Regions from separate parts of the Mus musculus genome. Here region 2 is linked to region 1. Evidence: chromatin loops called from intact Hi-C (ENCODE). Cell type or tissue: left cerebral cortex. All regions are shown on one strand.

Region 1 (2,500 bases):
TCTCACTCTCTGAATAACTATTTTCATATTCAAATCTTCATGAAATTTAGGTATTTATCCCTCTCCTAAAAAGCTTTAATCCTGGAGGTAAAAAAAGTATTTAAGTTTGGGAAAGTTGACAAATAGACACCCAAATACAGCCATGTTGCCGAAATGTCTTTCTTTACGCATAATACTTAAAAATGAATGTGATTATATCTATAACACTGTAGATCTTGCAAACAGTATACTACCCAAATATATGTTCCAGATTGCAGCTGAAAATGAAGTGCAATTTAAAATTTAAATTATAATTGGTTCATTTACATAAATTACTCTGTAGAGTACTTGATACGAACATTTATGTCTATAGCCAAGAAACTGAGAAACAGAAAGCTTATGGGCCCAGGGTGATGGGGAAGGTGGCTTGGGTCTGATTTCAAGGCACAGACTCTAGATAAATCATTCATTAAGGCCATGCTCTTTCTTGATTGTGCTTCAGTTTGTCAGGGTTTAGTTTGCCTTCACAGAAGTGTTTTTACATGCAGAGTCTTTATAGACTGCTGTGGTTTCTTGCTTAGGAATCTTAACAAAAACATTAGGATTTCTCTTTAGAAAATATAATGTTATCTATGGCAAAAGAGCTCTTAATTATAATGCTGTGTTTTTGGACAGTGTAAATGATAGCTTAGAATTATGAAGAGAATTACTGTGCTTCCCATAGTCTCCTTGACAACAGGCTCAGTGTTTTGAATACCGAATCACTTAGATTTCTATACAGATGTACGGGTCTTGCACCTTGGCATCTCATTCCCTTTTTATCCAGCTGGGATTTTAGGAGGCATTTTTCACAATTCCATTAAACATTGTTATTACATATTTTTTTGCCATCTGATAATGTAATTGTGTGTGGACTGTTTCCATAGTTTTTCTCATCATCTTCATCTGTATTATTATCTTTATCATCTGTGTACAATAGGTAAAAATTAAATTCAAATAAAATTTGATTAATTTACTGAAATGAAGCCCTTTTGGGGGGAACTTCAGTATAAAAACCCATAATAAAAAATTCGTAGGTAGTGAGTCTTTTGCCTGAGGGGTATGTGTCACTTGGGCATTTACCTTTCCCCAAACTTTTGCTCTCATTTTGAAATCAAAAGAAAGCTATGTCAGTATGGAGGCTTCTGTGCAGATTGCCTGCCTGCCTTTGGCAGGGCTCCGGTTTCTCAGTGAATCACTGCTCAGCACACAGTGTTACCATTGTGCCATCTGAAAGCAAAGCCTGCTGGGTGGTGGTGCAGCTACTCTACTGGGAAGGTTATAAGTTCACGTTCGCTCTGTCTTCCATCTCACAAGAAGCATTCGCACTAAGGAACAGCGAAGTGTGCAGTATCTCTGTTTATGGAGGGTCGGGATTTAATGGAACCTCGGCCATCATGGTTCAAGGACCTTAAGGAGTTGTGAATTTAAGTCAAGGCTCCTGCCTGTGGCTGGTCCTTCTGATGATGTCTTTCAGCATCTTTTCTCAATGGTTATAAAAATAAAATTGCCTAAGTACTTGGTAGAAGCGGCTGACAATGGGGCAGATGGTGCTTCCTGGGAGACCAGAGTGAATACTTTTGCAGTTTAACTATGTGATTTTCATTATTAAACAGACGTTTATTGAGTACCTACCATATGCTCAGCACTGATACGGGACTGAGGGTCAATGTGGCAAGCAAAACAGTGAAGATTTCTGTCCTTACAGGATATTTATGCGAGTGGGTTGTCAGGCAGTGATAATTCCAGGAACGGTAAGAAACCTTAGAACAGAGCTAAGAGAGTGGGAAGGAGGGCAAAGGTGCTGCTTTGTAAGGGGATTGATGCAGCCTCTCTGAGGATAAGATTTGAGCAGGTTCGTGAAGGAACTAAGAAAAGGAACCTTAGAAATATCTAAAGAAAGTTCTGGCAAGGGAGGGGCTGGGAATGCCATTTGATGAGTGATGGGTCTTGTGTATTTACAATGAGATCTCATTTATTTAAAATGAAAGCCTACTCTTAATGATTACATATACATAAAATACTTAAACACACACACACATATACGTGTATGTGCACACTCAGGCAGACACAAACACACCACTTGGAAATGTCACACCAAAAAGGAAAAGCCAAGACTATTTTTAGAGCAATATCTATCCAATGAAAGCATAAAGAAAGTATTTTCTGTCATAAATATTCTCTTAGCAGAGCCTTGCAGGGTTAAAACAATATATCTCAGACATAATGTACTGTAACTGCTTTTTAACAACTGAAAATGTACAGAAAATGGTGTTTTGACTGTCTATCTTTAGTGTTCAGCTGTTGCTGTCACGATTCAGAAATTTGGATCTCTGCCTTAAGAGACACATTTTCTTAGCTGTAAAGAATCGGCTGGAATCTACAACTGTAATCAGAGGCTGTGACTGGGAATATAAATCGCTCTTTATAAATGGGGGAGGGGCTGACGTTTTTTCATTTTCTCCTTTGACTATGCTCTATT
Region 2 (2,500 bases), 180 kb after region 1:
TCACAAATCCTCTTTGGGGATGAAGTGCTTTTGGAAGGTGAATGGGAGTCGCAGTTCAAGGAGTGGGATCCCATTCCAATGAGGCAAGATGAACCTGACCCATAAAGCCGGAAAGTCAAGCTCCCCACTTGCCAGCTTGGGTGGGGGAGGACTCCAGTTTTCTTGGCTATAAATGAGCTCCCAGGCCTTGCCTTAAAGTCTTGTGAAGCCTGAGGACTGATAAGAAGAGCCAGTGCATGTCCTGGCACAAATGAAGCACTCCAAATGCAAGTTCACATTAAAAACAAAAAATAATTTGGGAGAAAATATCTAATAAAGAAATAATGTGGGTATGATGTGTCTGCCGGTGGCATTTAAATGAGATGTACTTAGTGCATAATTTGGTCCAAGGACCTCAGTGTAGATTAGTGATCCCTGTTTTGTCTAGGTTAAGTTATCTGAAAGTTGGTTAACATTGTTGAACATACCTATCTTTTTAGCTATAATGTACTATACAATTCAACTTTTGAAATTTTTCATTTATCTCACAAAATGGTTTGATTTACTCTTCTTTCCAATACATGTTTGTTGAGCACTTGTTATTTATCAGATACTGTATTGGGTTTCTGGAAATGAAAGTTGTTTAGCTAGCAGAGAGGATGAATCAAAAAATAAATGGATTCCTATATTACTGCTACAACAGTGATGCATGTATGCATGCTTTGCCTTCGCATCACAGATGTGCCCCAGTCCAATAGGGTCATAAAAGAACTGACTCATGACTAGAATATTGATGGATAAGTAAGCTATAGGTAAACAGAAAATTGCCAGACAGGTCTTCCAGTCACAATATAGTAGAGCCAGATTTACTCAGGAGTTTAGGGTCGGGGGTGTAAGGAATACTGCCGTCCTGCTGTCCCAAGCCACAAGTAGACAGGGATTGCTGGAGACAACAACAAAAAGGCAGACCAAGCTGGCTGAACTTCACAACAGCTTCAGTTTAGTTCTGAGAGCCATGAGGAGCTCACAAGTGCATTCAGGCAGGAATGGATGCAGCTCAATGAGACACCAGCCTGGAGGCGGAGGCTACTTAGGGTGGTTTCTATGGAACCCAGGGGTACTTCCAAAGAAATAGAGTTGTGTTCTATTTTAACAGGGCAAAATTTAGACATGTGCTGCTAAGCCCACAAGAGTCTGCTTGCCTTTCTCTGTAATCTTTGAGGTATAGCAATGGCAAGTTGGAAATGGGATCACAATTTTACTGCTGAATTAAAAGTGGGAAAATATTTTCAAATTTTGACAGTGGAAGGTTTAGAAACCTACATAAGAAATTTTGTAAACTTTCTACACTTAGTGACTGGTCTCTTTTTATATAGTCGCTTAAGAGTTGAGTGAATTTATCCCAGTTGAACCTATTGGATTTACATAGTTTTTAAAGTTAGCCTATCTATGTGTTTTTTCTATTGAACTACAACTAATAACAACTTCAGATGACAAATGAAACTGCACTTTTCCTTTTTCACTTATACGCACATCAATTAATTCTATGTAAACAATCATTCTAATACTCAACACGAACGAGACTTTAAAGAGATCTCAGAAGGAATTCTTCAATAATAGGAGTCACGTGCAGTGCACCCCATTTGTTAATTTCATAGTCAACTCCTTTGTCTTGTGCTACTTCTTAAAGTAGGTTCCACCTACATTTACAATATCCAATAGGTCAGATGATGAGATTAACTGAGTACCGTAGACATCCACATACGAACTAAGTTACTAATTTGTTGACATTACCAGAAATGAGTAAATATTTATTCTCTAAACTAAGAGAAAATCCATGGAACCTGACAAAATGTATTTGCCACTGCTCAACTCTAAGCAGAACCTAATGGTCAAACCGTGCAGAAGCCAATTCTGGTGACCATTAGGTTATAATTCTGTGTATAGTTCTGTTGTAAAGTGTAGCTGTTCTGTAGCTCAGAAATAACCCTTTGCTCTAACAGCCTCAGCACCAGGAGAGGAACAAACCTGAAACGAGGATCCTGTGATGAAGAGAAAAGCCAGTGCATTCTGAATATTCATATAATCTGAATGCCCTATCTTTTGCTGAAAGGCCCTGGCAGGTACAGACAAAATAAAAATTCATTTCAACTAAGAGCTAATTTGTTTGTAGATGCCCAAGATGATTCCTTTTGGGGCTGTAGATAGCATCCTCCTCCCTAAGACATTAGCCATCCACAAAAGAAGCAGTAAGAAGTGTCTACAATCCTGCTTCCATGACAAATGAAAGTGCACACAGTGCTTGAACAGCTACATTTGTATTTTCTTCTTTTGCTGTTTAACGGAATTTCCCAGAGCCTACTTAAGTGGAACTCGCACTTACGTCAACCATCTATCATTCTGCTCTGCCTGGAGCTGAGTGTTGTGAAGCATTGGGGCCAGGCAGAAGAAAGAAGTATAAATGCACTTGTTTTGAATTGGGGACAGAAAAACAAACCTTATGAGATTAACTCCCTGAAGA

What was found. A loop is a pair of places that touch in the nucleus more often than their neighbours do. Peaks named below come from ENCODE experiments on the same cell type or tissue, not always from the same donor. Only the 100,000 strongest peaks of a DNase experiment are listed, where the experiment ranks them.
Region 2: a loop joins it to region 1, with 2.8 times the contacts of the local background. A loop is called at or near these places in 2 of 42 quality-filtered maps.

What each region holds. Positions count from the first base shown.
Region 1 is chr4:102,238,577-102,241,076 of GRCm38, forward strand. It overlaps a transcript of Pde4b not described here. Among named protein-coding and RNA genes, the nearest start is that of Pde4b, 15 kb to the right of the region's middle. In left cerebral cortex, no CTCF peak of the experiment used is centred here; DNase peaks (open chromatin) are centred at 1,236 and 2,363; H3K27ac peaks cover 2,090 bases.
Region 2 is chr4:102,423,256-102,425,755 of GRCm38, forward strand. All of the region lies in intron 1 of Pde4b (phosphodiesterase 4B, cAMP specific), which reads left to right. Among named protein-coding and RNA genes, the nearest start is that of Gm52669, 77 kb to the left of the region's middle. In left cerebral cortex, no CTCF peak of the experiment used is centred here; DNase peaks (open chromatin) are centred at 1,053 and 2,381; H3K27ac peaks cover 623 bases.